3 separate regions of the Homo sapiens genome follow, and regions 1 and 2 are each linked to region 3. A link is an interaction called in ENCODE POLR2A ChIA-PET data of the cell type or tissue named here. Cell type or tissue: A673. All regions are shown on one strand. Region 1 overlaps MAP2K5 (mitogen-activated protein kinase kinase 5). Region 2 overlaps MAP2K5 (mitogen-activated protein kinase kinase 5). Region 3 overlaps MAP2K5 (mitogen-activated protein kinase kinase 5).

What was found. Peaks named below come from ENCODE experiments on the same cell type or tissue, not always from the same donor. Only the 100,000 strongest peaks of a DNase experiment are listed, where the experiment ranks them.
Region 1: POLR2A ChIA-PET joins it to region 3 with 5 read pairs; 3 of 35 experiments call an interaction of 5 or more read pairs at or near these places.
Region 2: POLR2A ChIA-PET joins it to region 3 with 8 read pairs; 3 of 35 experiments call an interaction of 5 or more read pairs at or near these places.

Annotation. Positions count from the first base shown.
Region 1 is chr15:67,550,834-67,554,833 of GRCh38, forward strand. All of the region lies in intron 2 of MAP2K5 (mitogen-activated protein kinase kinase 5), which reads left to right. Among named protein-coding and RNA genes, the nearest start is that of MAP2K5, 10 kb to the left of the region's middle. In A673, no CTCF peak of the experiment used is centred here; no DNase peak of the experiment used is centred here; H3K27ac peaks cover 562 bases.
Region 2 is chr15:67,573,180-67,577,179 of GRCh38, forward strand. All of the region lies in intron 3 of MAP2K5 (mitogen-activated protein kinase kinase 5), which reads left to right. Among named protein-coding and RNA genes, the nearest start is that of MAP2K5, 32 kb to the left of the region's middle. In A673, no CTCF peak of the experiment used is centred here; a DNase peak (open chromatin) is centred at 2,032.
Region 3 is chr15:67,678,643-67,682,642 of GRCh38, forward strand. All of the region lies in intron 13 of MAP2K5 (mitogen-activated protein kinase kinase 5), which reads left to right. Among named protein-coding and RNA genes, the nearest start is that of MAP2K5, 140 kb to the left of the region's middle. In A673, no CTCF peak of the experiment used is centred here; a DNase peak (open chromatin) is centred at 2,119; H3K27ac peaks cover 1,703 bases.

The DNA.
Region 1 (4,000 bases), 130 kb before region 3:
CGATCTTAGCTCACTGCAACCTCTGCCTCCTGGGTTCAAGCAGTTCTCATGCCTCAGCCTCCTGAGTAGTTGAGATTACAGGTGTGCACCACCATGCCCAAGTAATCTTTGTATTTTTAGTAGAGACAGGGTTTTGCCATGTTGGCCAGGCTGGTCTTGAACTCCTGACCTCAAGTGATCCACCCACCTCAGCCTCCCAAAGTGCTGGGATTATAAGTGTGAGCCACTGCACCTGGCCAGAGGGTCACTTCTTAATGTAGAAAAATTTCAGTTTTTCCACAATAGGATACTTTTTTGTTTCTGTTTTTTATGAAGATGGTTACTTACAGAGAATACAATGAGTACTTCCTTTTTGGAGGATAATTAGGCATTTCTTATCAACATATAAAATGTGCAAAACCTTTGACTTAGCAGATCCACTGTCAGGAAGCAGTTCAACAGAAATAGCTACACATTTGTTGAATGCCCATCAAACAAAGTGTTCATTGTGAGATCATGATGATAATTATTGTTATTTTTAGAGACAGGATCTTGCCTTGGTGCCTAGACTGGAATGCTGTGGCATGATAGCTCACTGTAACCTTGAACTCCTGGGCTTACACAATCCTCCCACCTCAGCCTCCCAAGTAACTGGGACTACACGCATGCACCACTATGCTTGGCTAATTTTTAAATTTTATGTGGAGATGGGGTCTTGCTATGTTGTCCAGGCTAGTCTTGAACTCCTTGCCTCAAGTGAGCCTCCTGCCTTGACCTCCCTAAGTGTTGGGATTATAGATGTCAGCCACTGTGCCTGGCCCACTGTGGGATTATTTATTTATTTTGGAGATAGGGTCTCACTCTTTTGCCCAAGCTGGAGTGCAGTAGTGAGATCACAGCTTGCTGTAGCCTTGACCTCCTGGCTCAGGCTTGTGGGATTATTTTCAATAGCAAAAAATTAGAGGTAAACTAAATGCCTATTATAATGGATTAATAAATTACTATTTGTCTATAATTCAAAGCATTCAACAGTGACTAAAAAGAATGAGTTAGGATTTTTTACATTTGTACGGAAAGATATCTGTGAAATATTGTTGAATAAACAAATAATGCATATAGTATGATCCCATTTTGTAAAATATCCAACCACGCTTCCCCAACTTTATGTGTGTATTGAAAGATAGGATCTGAAGAGTGCCTACTACAGTACTTTCCAGTGACTTACCCTGTAAAGTGGACTTGGGGCCTGAGGCTTGGGTTGGTGGGGGCGGGAGGGGGTGGATGAATGATCACACTTTTTACTTTGTATGTTTCTCTATTGTTTGAACATTTTTCAACAATCATTGCCTGTTTTTAAAAGCTATAATGAGTAGAACTCAATGTAATTAGTATTTTATTAGTCACATTGAACTCTGTACTATAGAAAAATAGTACATCTGTCTGAAATACATACTAGTGTTGCAAGCTTTATTCAGACTCTTTGCAGTAACTCCTTGCAGGTTCCACGGGTTTCATGGACAGTCTGATAGTTAACATTCGGAGTACTTACTGTTGACAGATGCTTTGCTAAGAGCATTCCATGGGTTATCTTATTTCTTTTAACCATCACAAGATCCCCACGAAGTACTCGTTATTTTTTTGAGACAGAGTATTGCTCTGTTGCCCAGGCTGGAGTGCAGTGACATGATGATAGCTCACTGCAGCCTTAAACTCCTGGGCTCAAGTGATCTTCCTGCCTCAGCCTCCCGAGTAGCTGGGACTACAGGCACCCACCTCCACACCTAGCTAATTAAAAAAATTTTTTTGTAGAAACGGGGTCTTGCTGTGTTGCTCAGGCTGGTCTTGAACTCCTGGCCTCAAGTGATAGTCCCATCTTGGCCTTTCAAAGTGCTGGGATTACAGGTGTGAGCCACTGTACCCACGAAGTACTTAAAAGGACATTATTAGCTCTGTTTTTTGGTTGAGGAAAGGAAATCTTTAAGCAACTTGCTGAAAGTCTCTCAGCTGTTAAGTGGTAAAGTGGAATTTCTGGAGTAGTTTCCAGAGTGTATATTCTCAACCACTGTACTGGACTTGTTTTGAGAGTTGTCATAATTATTGAAATCATATATTCTGGTTGTTCTTAAGCATGGTAAAAAGAAGTTTACTTTGTACTTTTTACTTGCTTTTCGGATCCCCAAAGTGGCTTGATGTGCCTGTGCCTGCCTCATTGGCTTCCAGTTAGGGTTCATAATAATAATAATACTGATTATTTTAACTATCATTCATTGATAGCTTGCTCTGTGCCAGGCAGTGTACTAGATGACTTGCCTAAGTTGTTAGTAATCTTTATACTGAGTCTGTGAAATAGGAAAATTATACCTGTGAGGAAACGAAGCTTAGAGGCCTGAAATGATTGCTGAATGTGATTGCTTGGAACGGTGAAGCCCAGGTTCAAACACACATCTTTTTGACTATAAAACTTGCACTCTTTATCCCCAAGTGTGTCAAAAGCCTGTTAAGTGTAAATATAGATAAACCTCTACTACTCCAGGTTTACGTTCTGTGATATCATGCTCTTTCTTTTGCCCCATCAATGGCAGCAGCTCTGTGCCCATCTTCATGTGGGCCAGTTTTAAATGAAAAACAATAAATACAAAACATACCCACAGACAAAATAATGACAGTTCTTAGTTGTTTTGTGTTTGGATTATCATGTACTTTCCACTATAGACTTGAAATCCTAGGCTGGCTTTTTTCATGATTATTTTGTGGTGACTTTTTTTTCTGAACCAGAAATCCGAACCAATAAATGGAATCTATGTTTAAGAAATAGTTGAGGCCGGGCGTGGTGGCTCACGCCTGTAATCCCAGCACTTTGGGAGGCCGAGGCAGGTGGATCATGAGGTCAGGAGATCGAGACCATCCTGGCTAACAAGGTGAAACCCCGTCTCTACTAAAAATACAAAAAATTAGCCGGGCGCGGTGGCGGGCGCCTGTAGTCCCAGCTACTCGGGAGGCTGAGGCAGGAGAATGGCGTGAACCCGGGAAGCGGAGCTTGCAGTGAGCCGAGATTGCGCCACTGCAGTCCGCAGTCCGGCCTGGGCGACAGAGCGAGACTCCATCTCAAAAAAAAAAAAAAAAAAAAAAAGAAATAGTTGAGAAGATATAGCTTATAAGGAATTTTGGAAATATTTCAGTGGCTTATGGGTATAATGGAACAACCCTTGAATAAATACAACTTTAATAAAAGAAATACTTATAGTAATACATTTTTGGTTTTTTTGAAATGGTCTGGCTCTGTCACCCAGGCTGGAGAGTGCAGTGGTGCGATCTCAGCTCACTGCAACCTCTGCCTCCCAGACTCAAGCAATCCTCCCACCTCAGCCTCCTGAGTAGCTGGGACTACAGGTGCATGCCACTACACTGGCTAACTTTTGTATATTTTGTAGAGATGGGCTTTGGCCATGTTGCCCAACCTGGTCTTGAACTCCTGGGCTCAAGCAATCCATGCTCCTCAGCCTCTCAAAGTGTTGGGATTACAGGTGTGAGCCACCGCACCTGGCCTTATAGTAATACATTTAATACTGAAAATATACCTAACACTAATTGATATCTTATATAAAAGAAATGGTGTTATAGTTAGTGATATGAATTAAGCAACAAGAGATAGGGTAGCTGTCAAATGTACCTGTTTTGTATAAATGTAGAGAAAAAGAGTTGAGTGAGTGGAAAAGAGGGGAAAGGTCAGGTAATGTTACAGATTCTCCAGTTCTGAGAAATGGCGTCTCTTCAATGAAACCTCCGGTGATTCCAGATGGCATTAATCTCTCTGCACCTTTACTAGAGCAGGGAACCCCTTCAACCTGCCTTCTGGTGTGTGTGTGCATGTTAACTTCCCTCATTACATTTTGAGTCACTTAGTGATAGGTACGATGTTTTATTCCACTCTTTCTCTCTTCTTAGTAATGAGCTTGCTGCCTTAGAGGAACACACTTGTTGAATGAGTGGAACGTTATGTGTGTCCATATTCAAATGAAAA
Region 2 (4,000 bases), 110 kb before region 3:
TTTTCCTAGCCCTCACTCAAGATGGAGTTGCTCTGGTTCAAATGCCTCTAACAACATTGCTATAAAGAGCTATTTGAGACTGGGTAATTTATAAAGAAAAGAGGTTTAATTGACACAGTTCTGCATGGCTGGGGAGGCCTCAGGAAACTTATAATCATGGCAGAAGACAAAGGGGAAGCAAGTACTTTCTTCACAGGGTGGCAGGAGAGACAGTTGGGTAGAGGGTGGGGCGGGAGTTGCCACACACTTTTAAACCATCAGATCTCGTGAGAATCCACTCACTATCATGAGAACAGCAAGGGGGAAATCCACCCCCATGATCCAGTCATCTCTCACAGGACCCCTCCTCCAATTAAACATGAGATTTGTGGGCGGGTACACAAATCCAAACCATATCAGACTCCATCTTGAATAGAAGCTGGGTAAAATGAGGCTGCGACCTGCTGGGCCGCAGCCCCAGGAAGTCAGGCATTCTTAGTTACAGGATGTTTAGAGTTAAGGGAACAGGTTAATAGCATTTACCAAACAGATTCAGGACTTAACAGACCAAGGAAATGTCCTGATGTCCTGATATCTTAAGAACAAAAGCATTCTGAGTTTTGCTTTAAAGATAATATCTTTAAATAATAATATCTTCTTGTGGAAGACAGTAGTTACACAAAGATGAATAATCCTGTGTCACCAGCCTTGTAGTGCAGCGCATCTCCTCCATATGGTTTTTTGCTTTGTTATTTTACATATAAACAAACATTGTACATAAGGTAGATGTGTTCCTCCTCTTGCTTTTGGGAACACCCAGCTCTGACTGGGTTTATTGGTGGAGCCATTCTTTTATTCCTTTACTTTCTTAATAAACTTGCTTTCACTTTACTCTGTAGAATTACCCCAAATTCTTTCTGGCACGACATCCAAGAACCATCTCTTGGGGTATGGATAAGGATCCCTTTCTGATAACAGTATTTCTCAAGAGTGGCTTGGGGTAGAGAATTTATGAAGCGTGGAAGCCACTTAGGGGGCTGTTCCTTGTGAAAGACAATGGTGGTCACTGGACTGGTGAGAAGTTAACAGATTTGAGAAGTGGGGAGGATGTCAAGTTAATAAAATTTAGTAGGCTGGGCATAGTGGTTCATGCCTGTAATCCCAGCACTTTGGGAGGCCAAGGTGGGTGGATCACGTGAGGTCAGGAGTTTGAGACCAGCTTGGCCAACATGGTGAAACCCCATCTCTACTAAAAATACAAAAATTAGCTGGGCATGGTGGTGGGCGCCTGTAGTATCAGCTACTCGGGAGGCTGAGGCAGGAGAATCACTTGAACCCAGGAGGCGGAAGTTGTATTGAGCCAGGATCGCACCATTGCACTCCAGCCTGGGTGACAGAGCAAGACTCCATCTCAAAAAAACAAAATAAGGCCAGGTGCTGTGGCTCACATCTGTAATCCCAGCACTTTGGGAGGCCGAGGTGGGCGAATCACGAAGTAAAGAGATCGAGACCATTCTGGCCAACATGGGGAAACCCCGTCTCTACTAAAAATACAAAAATTAGCTGGGCGTGGTGTCGGGCGCCTGTAGTCCCAGCTACTCAGGAGGCTGAGACAGGAGAATCATTTGAACCTGGGAGGCGGATGTTGCACTGAGCCGAGATCGTACCGCTGCACTCCAGCCTGGGCGACAGAGTGAGACTCCATCTCAAAAAATAATAATAAAAATAAAACAAAATAAAATAAAATTTAGTGGTTAAATACGGGGGAGAAGAGAAGAGAGATGGTTTGGATTACTTCCAGATTTCTGGTTTGGGAAACAGGGTCATAGTGATGGTATTTCCTGAGACCATAAACCCAGGCAGCAGAAGACAGGTCTAGGGTCTGATAGGGGATAGGAGAGGAAATCAGTTTTGGACCTGTTGAATTGGAGGAGGCTCTGCACAATCAACTGGTTATGTTTCAGAACTTAGGAGAGAAATCTGGGCTGGAAATAAAGATTTGTGATTCATCAGCTCCTAATTAGTCTCAGTGATTCCTCTGGTAGTTGAAACTTTGAAGTGGCTAAAGTAACTCAAGGAGAGTGTAAAATGAGAAGGCTAATGAAAAACAGTGGGGGAAATCCTGCATTTAAAGGAGAGATGGGGTAATAACCACTTACAGGAAACCGAATGGAGTGGTTGGAGAAGTAGGAAAACCCATGGAGGTGGCGGGGCGGGGGAGGGCAGTGGGGGAGTGGTTGTTGCCAAAGAAAGAGCCAGAGGTCACCTAGGTCACCCATCAGCACAGATGTCTTCACACTGCTTCGCCAGCCTCTGAAAGATCAGAGGATATAACCTAACCTGCACAGGGTGTGAGCGAAGCCACAGCTCTCCACCAGCTCAGCAGTCTACCAGGTAACCCTACCTATTTAGGTAAATGTTTTGAGGTATGAGAAATATGAGATAACCTACTTCTTAACTTGTAAGCAATAAATATACGTTTTATGCCCTGAGTGCATGGCATGGCCTAGAATGAAAGGAGTAATTTTTTTGTTTGTTTGTTTACTGATAAACCATTTGCTTCATCTGTTAAATAGAGGTGATGATACTTATAGAATAGGATAGGATTGTAAAAAACTAAGTGAATAAATGTAGATATGTAGTGCTGAGCCTAACACACATAGGTATCCAATGAGTGAGGGTTAGTTCTCTCCCTCTATCTCTATCTCTCTATCTCTGTCTCTGTTTTCTCTTCTTTTTTTCTTTCTTTCTTTCTTTCTTTTTTTTTTTTTTTTTTTTTAAGATGGAGTCTTGCTGTGTCGCCCAGGCTGGAGTGCAATGGCACGATCTCGGCTCACTGCAACCTCTGCCTCCTGGGTTCAAGCAATTCTGTCTCAGCCTCCTGAGTAGCTGGGATTACAGGTGCACACCACCACGCCTGGCTAATTTTTATATTTTTAGTAGAGACAGGATTTAACCATGTTGGCCAGGCTGGTCTTGAACTCCTGATCTCAGGTGATCTGCCTGCCTTGGCCTTCCAAAGTGCTGGGATTACAGGCATGAGCCACTGCTTCCATCCTTCTCTCTTTCTTAATAGAAAATTTGTGCCTCATAAACTTAAACTGTGCTGTTTTGGAACTCAAGTTTTTTAAAAAATATGGCAGATTTCCATGAAGAAAAAAATGTAATTATTGATTGAATTGTGCCATTAGCATTAGAATTAGATTTATAACAAATATGAACACTGTAGTAAACTTGCAAACAAAACAAAGCAAAAAATTGTACTTGTTATCCCCTTGTTGAATCTGGCCCTCTGTTTCAAATTAATTAGATTTTTGGTAACTATGCTAAACTTTGTCACATCCTTATTAAAATGACTGAAGAATTTTGAAGAACAGCTCAGAGGGACTCTGAAACTAATCTGAGTCTAGTACTGGAGATTCCATTAGCAATTGCAAAGCTGATTGATCTTTTACCCAGTTAGCTTATTGATTATCGCTGCAGTTACTGCATGTAACGGATTATGCAAGGGGTAACAGGAGAAAACATATTTTATAATTGCTGCTGATGTATTCAGTTTGGACACAATATTTCATACTCTATATAATTATTTCTGCATTTTTAAATGCTGCAACACTTCTAAGATAGAAAGTTTGCTTAATATTGTTTCAATATGAGGAGGTGTACTTTTAAATTTCTTAACTAATAATGCATTACAGTTTACCAAGTGCCTTCACTAATTTTATTGCTGCAGTTTAATTTTTGAGCCTCACAGTAACCCTATATATATATTTTTTTTTTTTTTTTTTGAGACGGAGTCTCGCTCTGTCGCCCAGGCCGGACTGCGGACTGCAGTGGCGCAATCTCGGCTCACTGCAAGCTCCGCTTCCCGGGTTCACGCCATTCTCCTGCCTCAGCCTCCCGAGTAGCTGGGACTACAGGCGCCCGCCACCGTGCCCGGCTAATTTTTTGTATTTTTAGTAGAGACGGGGTTTCACCTTGTTAGCCGGGATGGTCTCGATCTCCTGACCTCATGATCCAC
Region 3 (4,000 bases):
ATACAAAAATCACAATTTTCTTTAGAACTGATCTTACCAGACACCGGGCACAGTGGCTCACGCCTGTAATCCCAACACTTTGGGAAGCCGAGGCGGTAGGATCATGAGGTCAGTAGTTTGAGACCAGCCTGGCCAATATGGAGAAACCCCATCTCTACTAAAAATACAAAAATTAGCGGGGCATGGTGGTGAGCACCTGTAGTCCCAGCTACTCAGGAGGCTGAGGCAGGAGAATTGCTTGCACCTGAGAGTCGGAGGTTGCAGTGAGGTGAGATCGTGCCACTGCACTCCAGCCTGGCAACCGAGTGACACTGCATCTCAAAAAAAAAAAAAAAAAAGAACTAATCTTACAAGGAAATTACCGTTTGGGTCCCTATACAAAGCACATTAAGTAACTCCAACTGTAGTTTTGTGAAGGAGCTTTTATTTGTTTTGAACAGCCCCCTCGGCACCCAGCCAGATCCTAGCCAAGGGTAACCTCCCACCCTGACCCCTGATTGTGCTGGGGGCAGGGGCTGGGCAGTGGGCGGAGGAGCCCTTTTGTGAAGATGTTGGGAAAGCACATGCTCTTGAGGCTCTGGCCTTTATTAGCAAGCTTCTGCTTGATGCTGTTTATGTGGATTGTTTAATGGCTAATTGATGCAGAATGTGTAAAGATACAGTTTCCTGCGTGAGGCAGTTATGGGTGGCAACATGGGTTGTCTCAACACGATACCAATTTCCACAGTCAATTTGGCCAATTCAGTGGGGGGAAAAAATCAGTCCAGCCTGAAAATCAGAGCAGCTACTTGCGGTTATTGAGGCAACTATGGTTGGTGGACCAAATTTTTCATGTTTGAATCAGTTGTTTTTACATTTTATAGACATAGCCTTACTCATTTCTTGAAATAATCTTAAATACACAAAAGTAACATTTTAAAATTAATATCTTTCTTTAAATATTTGTAATTGCGGTTTATCAGGCCTAGAGCATATCAGTTCTAAGAGGAAATAACCATTTTACCATTGATATATAGTATATGTAATTAACTGATCTTTCATACTTTGTTATAGGGTAAGAGAGTGACCACAGTGACCACAAAAGCACCTGCAGAAACTATGGATTATCAATTTATTTATTAGTAATTAGTCATGGTAATGAGAAATCAAGTTGTGTTTTGAGGTTGATTTTTTAAAACAGCTTTATTGATATATAATTTGCATGCCATAAAATTCATCTACTCAATTCAGTGATTTTTAGTAAGTTTATAAAGTTGTGCAACCATAACCATAATCCAGTTTTAGAACATTTTCATCACCCCAAAAAAGTGTCCTCATGTTCATTGGCAATCACTCCCTGCTCCTGTCCTCAGCCCCAGGGAACCACTGATTTACTTTCTGACTTTTACAGATTTGCCTTTTCTGGACATTTTATATAAGCAGAAACATACCACATGAAATCTTTGTGCCTGACTTCTTTCACTTAGCATGATGTTTTTGAGATGTGTCTGTATTATAGCATGTGTCTATAGTTCATTCCTTTTTATTGTTGAATAGTATTCCATTGTATGGATATATCACATTTTGTCTGCTTATTTACTAGTAGAGGGATATTTGGCATTGTATCCACTTTGGGACGATTATGAATAATACTACTTTTCATACACAAGTCTTTATGTGGTTCTGTATTTTCATTTCTCTTGAGTAAATACCTAGGAGTGGAATTGGTATATTTCTTTAGATATTTGTAAATCATAGTTTATCAGGCCATCTAGCACATATCAGATTTGAGAAGAAATAATTATTTTACCATTGGTATATATTATATGATTAGTATAATGAACCAATGTTTCATACTTTGTTAAAGAGTGACCACATAGTGACTACAAAGGTCATATGATAGCTTTATGTTTAAGTTTTAAAGACACTTTGAGGCTGATTTTTATTTACCTAAAACCACCTACTATTATCCTTAGCATGACAGAAGGCTCTTTTAGTAAACTCTTCCATTCTTTCTGCTCACTGATATTTTTCTAATAATCTTCTAAGCATTTCAAGTTATTGGATGGAACTGCATCATAACCACCTATTATCTACTTGGGCTGTCACTGCTGCAACTCAAAGATTTATTGCATCATCGTTAAAAAGCCCAGCTTACTGTGAAATCTCACTGAAGGAGTGAGACAGTATTGTGACAGGAGACACATGTTGTGATTGGATAATGTTAACTCGTCTGTGATCCCAGCTGAACACACTTGCTACCCTAGAAGAAGCCTGCCTTCAGGTGGAGCTGGTATAATGAAAGTTAACCTCATTTAGCATTTGGATATGAGCCAATGTATTAAATGATCCACATCCTGATTTCCTAGAGTGGAAGTCATCATTACTGATTCTACAAAGCAGTAGCTTTATAGTATATTTGGTACATTCAAGTTTACAAAATGTTTTTCCCATTCATCTGATTCATTCAACATTTCACTGACCTCTAGCTCTGTGCCAGCAGTGCTAAGCACACAGGCCCACTTCATTCTCTTAACAGCCTTGTCAATGTAGGAAGATCAGATATCAAGATATCAGATATCAGGATATCATATACAGGATATGATGTACAAGATCAGGGATGATATCTGATCTTCCAACACTGGCAAGGTTGTCAGTGAGAATTCAGGATTGTTATGAGAATTAAGTGAAATTGTGTGCTCAACACTGAGCATGTGAGTGTTGTGAGTACACACACCCACACGTACATGTATGCTCAGAGAGGTTTAAATGATTCGTCCAGTCTCACAGTCAGTATGCAGCGGCACCTTCCAGGGCATCACTCTGCTTCCTTTAAGGGAATCTGACCCACAGGAATCTATTTTGATGCCTATAAAAGCCTACTGCATAAAATGACTAAATCTTTTAAAATGAAAAAAGGAGTATTGGATATTAAAAATGAGCCACTTTACATTGTGCCTTTATCTTACTATTTCCAAAATGATAGTCATCTCTTGGCCAAGATAGCTTAAACCCAAACCTTAAATTAGGAAACACCTAAACTTGATATTTTTAATGCAAAAGGAGAATAAGTTAGTTTGCTTTTTCACTAAAGGTTTATGTGTTGCGGTAGAAGAAACTTATTTCTCTTTAGTGGTATGAAAAGGACCCATAATTCCAGGCTTCAACACACCTCATTTGTATTTTCTTTGAGAAAATGTCTCAGTTAAAATCAATGCCCTAGTATTCATTTGAGCTCCCTTGCCTTCAATAAAACTAATTGATAAACCCTAATAATTAATGCCCTGATTAAACCAAAATGACTTACATCTGCCCTGATGATTGCCATTTATAATCAATCACTTTAATGACTCATCTTTTCTGTGCTTTGCTTACAGAAGAAAGGCTGTGATGTTTTTAAGTGAACTGAATGAAAAGCTGTATGCCTTCAATTGCTGTTTGTTTTCCATAACTTGATATTGCATTAAAATAAGCATAAATATAACTACCTCCTTAAAAGTAATCTTTCTGCCTAATCTGTTGTGCTGTTGTCTATGGCTTCGAGTGAAGCTGAAAACAAACAAGAAAAAAAAATCAAATCATTTCAGTGTTTCTAGAGCTATTTTTTTTTTTTTAAGATAGAGTCTTGTTCTATTGCCACAATGGAGTGCAGTGGTGTGATCTCAGCTCACTGCAACCTCCGCCTCCTGGGTTCAAGCGATTCTCCTGCCTCAGCCCTCAGCCTCCCAAGTAGCTGGGACTACAGGCACACGCCACCACACCCAGCTAATTTTTTGTATTTTTAGTAAAGACAGGGTTTTGCCACGTTGGCCAGGCTCATTTCGATCTCCTGATCTCATGTTTCACCCGCCTTGGCCTCCCAAAGTGCTGGGATTACAGGTGTGAGCCACTGCGCCTGGCCCCTGGAGCTATTCTTAAGAGCTGTAGGTTGGCTGGATGTGGTGGCTTACACCTGTAATCCCAGCACTTTGGGAGGCCAAGGCAGGCAGATCATGAGGTCAGGAGATCAAGACCATCCTGG